Linked DNA regions of Mus musculus: region 2 is linked to region 1. The links are chromatin contacts, found by POLR2A ChIA-PET in ENCODE. All regions are on one chromosome and are shown on one strand. Each heading gives the region's core, a stretch centred on a gene start or an enhancer-like site at or near the end of the contact. The rest is flanking DNA. Distances are from core to core; before and after follow the strand shown. Region 1 holds the start of Cep41 (centrosomal protein 41). Region 2 holds the start of Tmem209 (transmembrane protein 209).

Region 1 (7,887 bases), core at 4,236-6,735:
GGTTAAAAGAAATCTGAGGACAGTATCGGTGTCTTTATGAAAGGCCAGCTGGTAAAGTGCTTACATGTGCTCCAATCCCTAGCCCTCACATCAAAAGCCGGGCATGATGGGATGTATGCACCTGTAAGCCTAATGGTGGGGGTCATGGGCAACAGGGTATTACACAGGATGGGGATAAGCAGATTCCTGAAGTTCACGGACCAGCCAGCTGAGCTCAAGCAATGAACTCCAGGTTCAGTGAGACTATCTCCAAACAGGAGGTGAGGAGCAGCAGAACAAGACACTAAATGCTGAATTTTGACCAGGTATTCACGGGAATGAACACCTGTGCCTGCATATACCACACCTACACCCACGAATCAACTCTTTTTGTTGTCTGTTTTTTTTTGAGAAGGGACTCACTATGTAGCCCTGGCTGTCCTGAAACCCACTCTGTAGACCAGGCTGGCCTTAAACTCACAAAGATCTTGTCTGTGCCTCTTGAGTTCTGGGATTAAAGGCCTGCACCACTGTGCCTGGCTTCACAAGTCAACTTTTAAAAAATACAAAAATAACATTTTAAAAGAGACACTAGTGAACGTCTCTCTCCTTATATCCACTGTGAGGACACCCTAAGAAGGCAGCCATCTATAAGCAAAGGCAGTCCTTACCGGAACTGGGATCAGCTGGCACCTAGAGCTTCAAGACATATTGTTAAGTGGGGAAAAAAAGCAAGTCAAAACACCATATGTACAATATAGCATTTATGGAAAACAAAATTACAATACAAATCTCTCTTTGCCACCTGGCATAAAATTTTCATTATAGTATATAGAGAGAAAGTTTTGGAAAAGATAACTATGGAAAAATTATAGTGATAGTGATGTAGGAAGTTTTCCTACATTATAAAAATATAGAATAAGAATAAAATTTGATAGTAACAATTACAGTGATAATGAGTAGACACATTCATAAGTATAGAGTCAAAGTAAAGGTATATAGAAACTCCAAGAAAAACAAAAGGCAGTAAGGAATTTTAATCCTAATTATTATCTGTTGTTCAAAAAAAAAAACCCAATATTTATTCAGTCAGCAACAATGGCAACAAAATGGAAATAAAAGGCTCAAGCATTCAAGCAGGAAGCTGAGTGTGGAGGGAGGTTCATACTTGTAATCCTAGCACTCATCAGGCTGAGGCTGAGGCTGAGGCAGAGGCTGAGGCTGGAGGACTACAGTGAGCTCCAGTGTGAGACCCAATCTCAAAAAAGAAAAAAAAACCCACAAAGACATTTTACTGAAGAGGTTCTCTAGATGACAGATAATCACATGACAAGATTGCCAGCCTTTGTGTCCATTAGAGACTACAAACTAAGACCATAATGAGGGTTGGCGAGACAACTCAGTAGGTAAAGGCACTCACCACCAAACCTGGCAACATACATGGTAGAAAAACCAACTCTCACAAGTTGTCTTCTTACCTTCCCCCCCAACCCCCCCCCGCCGTTTTTAATCCCACAATGAAATAACATGGTTTATCTACATTGACAATATCAGATGTTACCAACATTTTGCAAAATCTAAAATTCTCATACACTATTAATAGGAATGAAAAGTGGTACAGCCTCTCTGGAAAAAAAATCACACAACATTTTCTATGAAAACTAAACATATGCTTACCATATAACTTAGCCACTGTACTCCTGGGTACCTATCTATCTTACAGAAATGAAGATTACTGTCCACACAAAAGCTGAAATCTCTATTTCTAATAGACTATTTCTAATAGACTGAAAGCAATCAAAATGTTTTACACTGACTGGATGAGTTAATGAGTGAACAAACCAGTCTATTCAGACTACAGAGTACTGGTCTACCCACACTACGAGTACTAGTCAACAACTAAGAAGTCAACTGCATGCATCACCCTGAGGTGTCTCAAGGACACTATCCTGAGTAGAAAGAGAAAGCTATCCGAAAAGGTCGTACACTGGATGACTCTGTTCCTATAGCATTCTTAAGGTGGCAATACAGAAACAGAAAACATATTTGTGGTTGCCAAGGATGAGAGCAGTAAGAGAGGAAAACGGGTGTGATTGGGAAAGGTGCCATGAGGGAGCTATTGTGGTAATGAAGTAACAGTAGCTCTGTGCATATGCACACAGGTGGTGAGATAGCCTACAACTATACACAAGTTGTACAAGCTTTAATACTCTAGTTCTGATGGTGTACTACACTGTGGAAAGCTGACTAAAGGGAACAAGAGACCTATGTACTATTTTAACACCTTTCTGCAAATCTATAAAAATAACGCCTTTAAAAAAGGAACATCAGAGGGAAAAAATAGCTCTTAAAAATGAAAATGATGGGGGTCTGGGAGACATCTCAGAAGAATGATGGCTGGGCAAGCATGAGGATCTAACCTCGGTTCCCAGAACTCATGTGAAAAGGCTGGGGTGATATCCCAGTGCTAAAAAGACAGAGATAGATGGTTCTGAGACGTATGGTCAGCCAGCCTAGCCCGACTGAATTCCAAGCTAGTGAGAAACTCTGTCTCAAAAACAAACAAGCAAACAAACACAACCCAGGGTCAACAGCATCTGCGGGGAGTACCCAAGGTTGCTGACCTACATATACACAAATACCCATATATGTGGATCCTGCACATATACCCACACACATAAAACTCACACACATATACATACATACACTTACACAAATACCTATATACATGGATTCTGCACATGTACCCTCACACATATATACATATACTCACACACACATATAGGCTCTCTCTCTCTCACACACACACAAACACAGCAGAAACTACAATCAATACAAGAATTAGAAAATACAGTGTGTGCTCCCTCCTTCTCTCCCTCCCTGTTTTTCAAGGCAGGGCCTTGGCTGTCCTGGAACTCACTCTAGATCAGGCTGCGATAAAAGGTGTAAGCCACCATCACCCAACATAAACTTAAATTTCTTAAAGCAGAAAGACAAAAATAGGAGATAGAAGTGGAAAAAAATCAGAACCAGTTTATATGGGTATAATATCAAAATGCTGAACCCGAGAAAGAGGGTGGAGGAAATGAAGTCAACTGTAAAATAACTCAAGAAAAAATTTACAGACTAGAAAGATATAAGGTTCTGGTGTTTATCAAAGTGAATGAGAACAGGCCATAACAAGGAATCCTTTGTGAAATGTTCTAACACAGGGAACAAAATGAAGCTTCCTGAAAGGAACAACAAGTCACAAAGCAACAGGATGGCTTTGGATTTTTCTACAGACACACTGGCTGCTGGGTCACAGCACAATGTTTTCAAGATGTTGTTTTCCAACCATGAAATCTATCTTCAGCCACACACTCAGGGGAAAAAAAAGAAGAATAAGAATGTAGAATGGAGACAGTTTTAGATAGGATATTTTGGGTACAAAAACACATATGCATTCTTTCTCAAGAATTCCTGGAAGTGGCCCTCCACTCAAAGAAGGCAGTAAAGACAGCAAGTGTTTACATCCTTCCTCTTCTGACGGACTCTTTGTCCTATATTTCCGGCTTCCTTCAGGAGAGCCCATGAATGGTCCCAGCTGGGGATGGAAGTCATCTGCCTTGATGCCCTCTCTCAAGGGCGATCATGCTTGATGGTGGGTTTTACACCTAATAGTTCTCTTTCATTCTGCCCCGACTTCCTAGCATCAGTTCAGACATATGGCAACATAACCACCTCATCAATGTCTCCGCTCCTCGACACAGCCTGTCCAACTCCATCCACCACAGTGTGGCTATGATGGTGCCTAAAATGCAAGTCTGAGCACATGACTAAAACTCCTTAGAAGCTTCTTGCGTGCTGACCAGTAGGCAGGATAATGGTATTCCCAATCTTGAACTACCCAGCCCACCCCATCACAGGCATCTAATATTGATATTATTTTAGTTGACAAAACATAATTTATTTCTAGGAAAAAAAGGTTGACATGCACACACTGTGCAATTATTAAGTTAGTAAATATCGTCATTACCTCCCTTGTTGTGAGGAGAGGTTTGGAATGTTCTCTTGGCTAATCTGAGATGTACATTAAATTTATATTTTAGTCACCCTGCTGTGTCATCTCCTGTGCCATCTCAAAAGTTTAGTTCTCCTAACAAACTTTCTACCCTGCGACCAGCATCTCTTTGTCCCAGACGCTATATCCCTAACTTCTGGTGACCATTATTCTAATTTCTACTTCACTGAGTTGGACTTTAGACTCCAAATGTAAGTGACACTGTGTAATATTTACACATCACTATCAAGGTTTAGTAGTGGCGGCACATGCCTTTAAATTCCAGTATCTATGAGGCAGAGGCAGGTGGATCTCTTTAAGTTTGAGGCCAGCCTAGTCCACATAGTGAGTTCCAGGACAGCTGGAGCTACATAGTGAGACTGTCTCAGAGACAACCAACCAACCAAACAACAACAACAAAAAACAACCAAACAAACAAAAAACCCCACCAAAATAACAGACATTACTATCATGGCACTCCAATACACATGCCACAGTTTCCGACACCAGGCATTCAACAAGAAATCCAAGACCTACAACTGGTGTTTGCTATGAAGGTGCAGAAGGCCCCTCTCAAATTGCCTTTTGTTCTGTAGACTCCTACTGGGACTTGGTCGGAGTTGAAGCTCTCCTTGGCTTTACACAGGCTGTTCTAGCAAGCTCTTCACCTGACTCACGAGTGGCCTTGATGGGTTGGGGCCTTTTCAGCTCAAGAACGCCCCTCCTTCTCTCAGCTTGAGTGCTGTCTTTCCTCCTCCATCTCTCTCCCGAAGCTCACCAATTTCCATCACTAGACTGAACTCTACTGTAGAGACTCTGTCGTTCTCTTTGTAGGTCTGGTTACTTGTTTGGTAAGGGTCAAATAACACTGGGTGACATTAAACTGCTACAAATGCACAAGGGCACTGAGGGTAAAGGAGAACAAAGGGCCCTATTTTGCTCCCTTTGCAAGGGCGGCTTGGCCTGGGGTACCCCAACTCAGAAGTGATGGGCCCCTTCACCTCCTTCCATGTTTTGGGGGTCTTTGATTTTTACTTTGTTTGCAGGTGTCACTCCTAGACTGTAAACTCTTTGAGGGCAGGGGCTGTGTCTTTATGTACTTGGCTCCTCCAAGCCTCGAACGTCGGTGTCCGGTGGGTCTTTGTGGGGCGAGCACGCCCGGCACCGGCGGGTGCCACTGACGTGGAGCCTCGGCCTGCCCCGCCCCAGGCCCTGCGCTCGGCCCCCTCCTCACGCTGGCCACTTCCCGCCTTCCGGGCGGCGGAAGTGGCCGGCTGTTCGTCCCTGCCCACGTGGCGCCTTTTCCGGTGCGCCCGCCCCCTCCGGCTCTCGGGTCCGGACCTGGCCCTCACCTCAGGATTCCCAATGTGCCTCCGGGCAGACATATTTGCTCCAACCGACCACGCTCGGGGTTCTAGCCTCACGTCTGGCTACTAATCTAGCTTCCTACCCCCCTCCAGCCCCCACTCAGCCGCCTCCCTGTAACCTCTCTTCCGATTGGCTCGGCTGCCCAGGCCAGCCAATAGAAGCTCCGTTTACTGCTTCGGCCCGGGCGGGGAGAGCAAAAAAAGCTGCTCAATGGTTGCCAAGGGCAACGCGGGACGCCCGCTAGCGCAGCTTGGATCCTGGCGCCCAGCTCCTGCCTGAGCGCGGGAAGGAAGGGGGAGGGGCTCCGGCGCCTGCGCAGACCTGAGAAGGGGGGGGGGGGGAGGGTCTGGCCTCAGGCTGGAGAGAGAACACAAATTCACCACAGGTCCCCCCAACCCTTTGTAAAGTCTTTCTAACCAAACATCGGGGCTACTTCTTCCACGGCAAAGGACATGATTTGGGCCAGGGATGTTCAACTGGAACGAGAGTGCATAGTTTATTATGTTCAGGTCTTAAGTTATTATGCAAATTATGCAAAATATCATAAGTAAACACAGTAATTATTGTTGCTCTAAAAGCTTTTAGTCTAGCGAAAGAACAGCAACCTTAATTGCAAAGAGCACACACCGTTCAGTGGTTCATCATTCATTTAACAAGTATTTAATAAGCACCTTATGAAGAAAGCGGCAGTATGTTTTGTGGAGGATGGGAAAGATGACTAAAATCCGATCCCGTTGTCATGGAAACCATTGTAACTCCTGCCACCAACCACCACCTGTTCTCATTCCAGATCTGAAAATTAAGTCCTAGCACCTTTACAAAACAATTACCCACACAGTTTGACTTGGCTCCTAAATGTCCCACCAAATCCATCAAAATTACTATTTCATTTTACAGGGAAGAAACAGCACAGTAACCCTTTGTCCTGTGCTCTAAGTCGTTTTTTTTTCCAGGAATAGAGAAAGGTTCCATTGGTTTGTTCATACTGGCTAGCTCTGTGTTAATAACAACATCCATGTGAACTATGGCAGGGTCTACGCAGATGACCTAGTCAACAACGTGGTCTCTCATACCCTGTCGTGCCTCATAGCAACTTCAGGAACCTGCTCTTAGGGCCGTATCTTGGATCAAGTCATTCAGACTGGACCTCCAGGATCTTGGACTATTGTCCTAACTGCCCCTTGTACTGTGTTTAGTGTTTAATACCTACCAAGGTTTATCTTAAATCCCTTTACCATGTCTAGTCTTTAACCCTTCTAAAATTCCCACTCATCATTCTATTAGAATGAAGGATTGGGGGCTGCAAAGGTTAGAAGGGAGTAGATAGGGTGTATTTATCACATCTTTGCATAGCGAACCCCTGTGCAGCTTGGAGTTGGAGTAACTCTAGCTTTAATTTTTTTTTCAAATCCTATTATTAACGATGGTTCTTAAATGCTTTAACCTTCCTTGTAGCCCACCACCCCACCAGAGGTAGTAGAAAAGAAAGGATATGTGGGAAATGGACCTGTTTAGAAAGGTTCTTTGGAGCAACTCAGTGTTGTCTGGAAATCGGCAGTTCAATTCACAGGTTAGCAGGCAGCGGCAGCTTGATCTAGTTGCAAATACCTCACGGATACACCAGGGGTCCAGTTCGGTAAAGTTGGCTTAGCAACAGTGGTGACAAGACCTAGCAGAGACAGCCTGGCCCCAGCCTCAACTTGAGTCAGCAGGAGGGACCATCGGGAACCCAAGGAGAAGTTCTCTGTTGTGCCTCTCTCAGGAAAGTGAAGGCCAGCAAAGACCACCGAGACCCACCAGTGTTGCACAGCTAACTGTATGAGCAAGCCGGGCTCTGTCTCCGTCATTCCTTGGAGTCCCATTTATGCCTTTCACACATCAAGTGTCCTCCACGTGCCTTGCCTCAGCACACGTCTTACCTCAGCAGGACGCTTGCCTAAAGCACAGGCATCCAGTCAGCCCCAGTCCTTGGAAGCCGCAACAAACTGCAGCACACCACCAGAAGGGTTTTTTTTGGTGCATTTTTCTCTACTGTGTCCGAACAAATGCAGATCAACAATACAATGTAGCTCAACAACACAATGTAAAGCAGACCGATACATGCGTGTTGTTAGCAAAGAATCCTTCATCACCTGTCCTTTTATGCACTTGCTTTAGAACATCCTCTCTCCTGTGTCTGCTTTAGACACAGTTCCCTCATGAATCGGCCTTAGCCTTTCCCACCTGTGTCCACTTTAACGAAACTTTCCTTCACGTGTTTGTCATAGCAAAACACCATCCAAATGACTTCTCAGAGAACCCTTACATTTCCACTTCAAAGTGACCATAGGGATTATGGGTAGAAAATTTGGAAACGGACATGTGGGATGGCTTTGTTGTCAAGGTCCTGGCTGCCAAAGTGAGTGACCTGAGGTCAATCCCTGGAACCTACATGGTGGAAGGGGAGGGGAGGACCAACTACTTGCAAGTTGTCCTGTGACTTCCATGCATGTACACAC
Region 2 (7,581 bases), core at 2,539-5,038, 180 kb before region 1:
ATTATTACATAGTATTTATTTGCTTTCTTGTTTTTGTAGACTGGGTTTCTCTGTGTAGCCCTTACTGTCCTGGAACTCACTCTGTAGTTCAGGCTGACTTCAAACTCTTCCTGTCTCTGCCTCCCAAGTGCTGGGATCAAAGGCTATCAATATATATTTAAATTGAAACAAAAATTTAAAAATTAGGTTATGTTATGTAACTCAGGCTAGCCTTGACCTTAAACTCTTCCTGCCTCAGTCTCTTGAGTATAAATAAAATTATGAGAGCAGATTTAAGGGCTCAGCACAGTGGCACAAGCTTTTAATCCAAACACTCAGAAGGTAGAGGCAGGTGCATCTGAGGCCAGGCCAGCCTGGTATATATATATATTGAGTTCCAGGACAGCCAAGGCTAAAGAGACACCAAATAAATAAAAAAATTAAAATTTAGAACATAGGCAAGTTTTAAAAATATAAAATTAAAAACAAAATTAAGGAACTCAATCCCCCCCTGCCTCCCAAGGAGAAAAAAAACTGCAGGTTCTGGCTATAAAATCACAGGAAGCATTATTATACAATTAGAACTAACTGGCTGTTTACTACTTCTACAATGTTTAAAAGAGTAAAATATATTTGCACAATGTTATTTGATGTTCCACTCAATTCACAGAAATAACAATGATAATTGTATCAGAATTTCCTATAAACTGGCTTTATGTAATAGATGGCCTTCTAGCTCAGTCTATAAAAAGGGAAAATAGATAAAGGACTACCCCCTGCTCCCCCCAGCTCCCCTCCCCCACAATACTTACCAGCCTGTTTCAACCCTAACAGTGCTTGCTGTCCGGGGCTAACTACCAGACTTGTTGGTGCTACGGTATATTTGAAGTATCTCCAAAAATCAAACAAGGCATTAAGACTGAAGAGCGATGCAAGTGCGAGTTCTAGAAGAAACCGGTAACTTTATTATTAAGATATTCTCCTCACTTATTTGGGGGCATGTGGAGGTCAGAGGACAACTTGTTGGTTCTCTTTTTTCACCATGTCAGTTTTGGGGATCAAACTCAGGTCACAATGTCCGGTACCAAGTGCCATAATGGGTAAGTCACCTCTCCAGCTCCAATTTATTATTATTATTATTATAATAGATTTATTTATTTATTATATGTAAGTACACTGTAGCTGTCCCCAGACACTCCAGAAGAGGGTGTCAGATCTTGTTACAGATGGTTATGAGCCACCATGTGGTTGCTGGGATCTGAACTCAGGACCTTCAGAAGAGCAGTCGGTGCTCTTACTCACTGAGCCATCTCACCAGTCCCCAATTTATTATTTTAAAAGCAAAATGGTCCCAGTTTCATTTTGGTTGGGGAATAAAAATTGCTTCGTAGTTTAGCAAATTAACATCAAAAATTAAAAACTATTTTCTTCTTCCTCAAACCAGATACCACTTAATTAGAGTGGCAGATGCAGAGGATTTACTGGTGAGTTTTCAACTATTACTAATTCTTATAACTGCACAACACAATTCTTACTTTCATTTTAGTCACCAAGTGAGTGTTAGAGAGCCCCTAGCTTACTAGCGAGCCATGATTCTTACACCTAAAGATCCCAACTCCCTTCCTTTTCCATCTGCCACACCCACTCTAATAAGACTAGAAACAAACTCAAAGTTATTTTTATGTGTATGAGTGTTTTGATGACATGTATTGGACCTCCTAGAACTGGAGTTGATTGAGTCACCTTGGGGGTACCAGGAACCAAACCTGGTACTGTGCAAAAGTCATAGTGCTCTTAACCTCTGAGTCATCTCTCTATTCCTGGATGATAGAAACCCCTTCACCCCAAGACAGGCTTTCTCTGTATAGACCAGGCTGACTTTAAACTCAGAGATCTATCTGCCTCTGCCTCCTGAACGCTGTGATTAAAGGTGTGTGCTACCACTTCCAGGCTCTCCAGGGCTCTTTATATCCCAAGGATGACTCTGATGTAATCCTGAAGCAGAGGGTTTTCAGGTGTGGCAAAGGTGAACCTTACCCCCCTCCCATGCTTTATTTTTCGTGGTAGGACTCCTAACTTCCCAACTCGGTATTGTTTATAGCTTTGACCTTAGAGAGGTGGTCTCAGGTGCCAGGCTGGCCTCCATGTCTGATTCCTTCTCCCTCCCAAGTACCGGGACTAGATATTCTGCCATACCTGGCTTCTATTTTGGTGTGTTTTTGTTGTTGTTTGTTTTTGAGACAGGGTTCTGCAATTTATCCCAGGCTGGCCTCAGACTTGAAGTAATCCTTCTGACTCAGCCTCCTACTAGAATGTTCTTTCCATAAAAGGGGTTACCTCGTTCCTTCACTAGACTCATGACTTTGGGAAACTGAGTAAGAACTCATTTGTCTGAATAAAAGAATGAATACTAAGCTGAATTAAATTTACAAGCAAGTTTTCATATGTAGTAAATCTAAATTATAGTGGAAATTACTTACCGATATACCAGAGGGGCCAGTATGTCACATTATAATATGTACTGATTAACTTTCCAGTCCTGAAAAGATTAGAAAGGCTTTCCAGTTATTTAAATAAATAAATAACACGCCCACCACAAACCAACCAAACACTTAAAACCAAAACAAATATAAAAAGCCACAGTGCCAGCCAACAATAGTTAAAATTTTCACTTATGGGCTGATTAACTTACATTTCAGTATATATCATTCCAGCCATGGATACATTTAGGAGTCCCCAAGCTAAAACCACTTTCCTAGTTTCTGTTTCTTTTCTCATCTTGATGGTTCTGTCAATAAGGGAAGGATTGGGGCTTACGTCTCCTTGCATCTATTCAAAGGCAAAACAAAAAACAAAAAAACAAAACAGCCTGAAATGAAAAGAAACTACTCTTAAGAAATCAAAAATGTCTGTTGTAAAGTAACTGCTCCCCCCCCCAACTTTTCTCTTCTTTAAAATTTCTCCCCAACTTTCCCCTTTAATATTAGTATATGAAACTTTAATATTAGTATACACAACCCTGAAATATCTTCTTAGGTACCACAGAAAAATCAGCAGGGAACTTGCTGGTTATTTCAGAGAAGCTAATGGTTCCAATAAATTAAAATGTTTTGCTACATAATGTAATGGTTTGTTATTAAGTTCGCAAAGAGTTCTTTTGTCTCTGCTTCGAGTTACTACATCTAGATGAAGAGACACCAGATATCAACTTTTGTCATTACTGTGTCAGACCCTAACCTTGACCATGGAGTGATACAGGCTTAGCATCTCCTTTTGGTGATGAAATTGTAAAGCTTTTCTCACGGGGTGGACGGGTACTATTCACGTGAAGAGTCAAGAGAGAGACGGGAACGGGAACACGTGCGTTCAGTTTGGGTTACTAAAACTGTCATCTCCTTTGTCTCGCTAGGCTCAGCTCTGCAATCACTGAGAGGGCAGCTCCCGGGAGTCATATTCTAGAGCACATTAGCATCCTTCCCGCCTTCCTGCCCCGCGCCAAAACTCTCCTCGGAGAGCTTCCCTCCCTGGCTACCTCAGTACGAGCTTTATAATTATCCTTCATGTGTCTTTCTTCCCTTGCACTACAAGTGGCAAGATTCCTAGCTACATCATCCCCTGGCTGAACCTCAGGCACAACTTTAGGTTTGGAACTCTGAGGGAACAGCACGGACTCCATGTCCAGGAAGCACAAGACAACCCCCCCAAACGCACCATGTTCTTCAGCAGGAAGCCGTGGACTCGCGCCACTCCCTACTGCACATGCGCAGAGGCAAGACTAAGGCGGCGGCGGCGGGCAAGCCGGGCTACAGTTACCGGAAGAACCGGGCCCTCTCTTCTCGCGAGAGGGAGAGGGGTGGGGCAGAAGGACCCGAGCCGCGATCGTTGCCAGGGGAACGCCCTCGGATTTGTGCCTCCTACTTAGCTGCAGGAAAAGGCTGAGCTGCAAAATTCAGACCAGATTCTGAACACTTAGTAAAAAGTAATGATTGTAGCAAGCTGAAGTTTGGATATTACTAATTGTAGCTTTATCTAGGGCCCCCTACGGCTAATTGGTAGGATACAAGCATGCCTGATGTGTTAGACACACTCAGCAATGACAAAGCATTTTTCCTCTTTTGAAGTGTTTTCTCCCTCAATTGGTTTGACCCAATGTAAATTCTCAAATATCCACCTTATGAGGATGCAGCATTAGGAAGAAAAACTGGAACGTTCTATTGAAGTTAGTGGTGGTTTTGGGGTTAAAAACAAACAAACAAACAAAACCCCACCTTTGCCCTGAATGTTCTTTGAAAGAACTGAGAAAAGAGTCACCAGGGAGGTGAGTGGTTTTCCTTAGTAGCTAGTGCAAGTTCTGACAATACGCCATGTGTGGAGTACGAGGCAGGGATGGGGGCTTGGCTTCCTGGCTATTGTTCTAAAGAGCTTTGCCTGTGTCCTGCAGGTGAGGACAGGGAAGCAAGTCCAACTCTGGAAGAGCTTTCTTGGGAGTGGCAGCACTGGCCCAACTAGTGGCCAGCGTAGCCAGTGCCTGGAGAAGTGTGCCAGCCAGGCCTTGGTACATACATGCCTTTAATCCCAGCAATCGAGAGGCGGGGGCAAGTGCCTCTGGAGTTCCAAAGCTAGCCATAATGACATTGTCTCAAGATAGTAACTAAATATCAAGATTAAACAGAAGAAAATGAAGTTTCATTGTGGTAGTGCATAGTGTATGCTCTTAAAGAGCTAATAGGTTTTTAGGTTTTTTTTAAAATCATGTTTATATTGTCTTAGTACAATGTTTGGATCTGGACATAGATTTGGAGATGAACTAACTTGACAATTGTTCCAAGAGAACAGGTTCAATTCTGTCAGTATACAGTCAAATCCAAAATGACAGCTCATTTCTCCACATGTAAGTCTATCTAAAAAGGCCCAAAGATTTATTTATTATTGTACATAAGTACAATGTAGCTGTCTTCTGACACACCAGGAGAGGACGTCGGATCTCAGTATAGGTGGTTGTGAGCCACCATGCAGTTGCTGGGATTTGAACTTAGGACCCTCAGAAGAGTAGTCAGTGCTCCTACTTGCTGAGCCATCTCACCAGCCCTTGGTGTGGTTTCTCTCTGTCTCTCTGTCTCTCTGTCTTTCTGTCTCTCCCTCCCTCTCCCTCTCCCTCTCTCTCCCGCTCCCTCCCTCTCTATCTCTTGCTCTTTTTTTGTTTTTTTTCGAGGCAGAGTTTCTCTGTATAGCCCAGGCTGTCCTGGAACTCACTTTTAGACCAGGTTGGCCTCGAACACAGAAATCCTCCTGCCTCTGCCTCCCGAGTGCTGGGATCAAAGGCGTGCGCTACCACGCCCGGCTCTATCTCTTTCTCTTAATGTAACCCATAAACTAATGTGTATTTCTTCCGGGGCTTAAAAAACACTTGCCACACTGAAGTTGATAGTTACCATTATGTATTATTAGAGTTATCATAACCAAATATCCCAGAACACCAGTGCCTCCTTCAAAAGAAAAAGTTAGGCAGTACTTTAAAAAAAACCCCAAAACACCAGACTTTGTTCCCACACAGGGTTTGGGAAGATGGAATCTAAGACCAGAATGTGAGGAGGGCTGGTTTCTTCTGAGACAGGTGGTGTTGGCTTGTCTATGTGGCTTCATCTTATTCTCTCTGGTGGCCTTTCCCCTGGGTTGGTGAATTCTTGGTGTCCTTTCATCTTCCTTGAGACTACAGTAAGATTAAGGCTCCATCCTCATGGCCTGATTGAACCATCTTTGAGCTCTTGAGGAATTTTCTAAAGAGACATTTATTTTGTGTGTGGTTGTGCCTACATGTGAGTGCACATGTGCCATACTGAGGGTGTGGAGTCAATATTCTGCTTCCACCTCGTGGGCCCCAAGGATCGAATGCAGGCCGCATGCCTTGGCATCATACGCCTTTACCTACTGCTCTCTCTCTTCAATACTCTTTTCTGGCCTTATCTCCAAATACAAGATGGGACTGAAGGTGTCAACATTAAAGTTTAGGGAACACTCAGTGTGGTCTGGAAGGCACTAGAACTGTGTGTGTTAATTTACAATGGTGTGGTACACATTGAAAAAGAGAGAGAGACTGGTGAAAACCAAGACCTTGAACACTTAAAGAGATGGCAGTAAAGGATAAGGACATTTCAACCTCGGTCGCAGAAGGAAGTATATTGAGAAATACCATCAACTCTCTTAGAGGTCCTCTAGATAGATCTGCCCATCTAAGGCATCTAAGAACATGTATCAGTACCTGCAACAGTAGCTTAAGTCTATGTCATAATTGGTTGCCAGGGAAGTTGTCCTAGGTCACGGAGGGAAATCGTTCCCGGTCACCTTCATCCCTTTGAGCATGTTTATTTTCTAAGCAAGAAGCTATCATGGGACACCTTTTGTCTTTATTTTGGGAGGTGGATCCCCCTCCCATACCTCTCGGTTTCACCATGCCCAGTCAGGATGCCGAGTGCCGGAAGGATGACTCTTGCGGGACAATAGGAAGTTTCCTGCTTTGGTACTTCATCATCATACTGATCCTCATGTTCTTCTCTCGCGCTTCCGTCTGGGTAGGGAATCCTTTTCGGTCTAAATCACATCTCTATGGGGTCTTTCATTAACTGCATTGTCTGTAGTTTGATGTATTTTAAGGTTTTTATTTTGTTTAATAAGTGAGATAGTCCTTAGGCATGTTGGTGGCCCACGCCTTTGATGTGAGCACTGGTGAGGCAGAGGCAGGCTGGTCTCTGGGAGTTTGGTCCAGCCTGGTCTACAGAGTGAGTTCTAGGACAGTCAGGGCTACACTGAGAAACTCTGTCTTGAAAAACAACACAAACAAATATGGCGCAATCCCATGCTAGAGAATCTAAAGCTGTTGAAAGGGATAAAGAACAGGAAAACCACTCTACTCCTGTAGAGATAAACACTGTGAAGTTTGTGACTCTTTCCCTGCTTTTTCTCAGTAGTCTGCCTTTGTCTTTGTTTGGTCTAGCTTCTATTGTATGTATTTTCATATCTTGACGTTTAAACTTAGATATTTTGTGAACGCTTCCGCATGCTATAGTCACTCTACAGCACTTCTTTTTTTTAAAAAAAAGATTTATTTATTTATTTATTTATTTATTTATGTAAGTATACTATAGCTGTCTTCAGACACCTCAGAAGAAAGCATCAGATATCATTACAGATGGTTGTGAGCCACCATGTGGTTGCTGAAAATTGAACTCAGGACCTCTGGAAGAGCAGTCAGTGCTCTTAACCACTGAGCCATCTCTCCATCCCTCTACAGCACTTTCTATTCTATAATTTTTCTGTCTTGTACTATAATATAAAATTTTGCAGTTGAAGTTTTAGATTGTCTGCATTCTGTTCATCTGCTGTATAATGCTGAGATAAATCTCTCTACTGACTACTAATTTTCAAATCCCTCTTCTAACCATGTTATTCTATAATCAAAGGTGTAAATGTTATTGGTAGAGCACAGGTAGGATTTGGGGAGTAGTTAGAATGCAGCAATACAACTTCTGTATAAAATTAAGGTACAGAACTAAACTAAACAGAGCTAAAGTCACAGATCAGCAAAAGAAAATGCTAGAAGCTTAG

Evidence for each region. ChIA-PET counts read pairs that join two places held with the same protein, here RNA polymerase II (POLR2A).
Region 2: POLR2A ChIA-PET joins it to region 1 with 19 read pairs in Patski. The contact joins the promoter of Tmem209 here to the promoter of Cep41 in region 1. POLR2A ChIA-PET finds 5 or more read pairs at or near these places in 3 of 5 experiments (Patski and embryonic stem cell).

The regions. Positions count from the first base shown.
Region 1 is chr6:30,688,264-30,696,150 of GRCm38, forward strand. It overlaps Cep41 (centrosomal protein 41), which reads right to left and starts at 5,486. Exons shown (of 11, transcript NM_031998.3): 1 at 5,374-5,486. The coding sequence starts at 5,406.
Region 2 is chr6:30,505,995-30,513,575 of GRCm38, forward strand. It overlaps Tmem209 (transmembrane protein 209), which reads right to left and starts at 3,789. Exons shown (of 15, transcript NM_178625.4): 1 at 3,691-3,789; 2 at 2,672-2,808; 3 at 2,460-2,518; 4 at 792-923. The coding sequence starts at 3,693. Ssmem1 (serine-rich single-pass membrane protein 1) reads left to right here and starts at 6,292. Exons shown (of 3, transcript NM_029373.4): 1 at 6,292-6,548. The coding sequence starts at 6,366.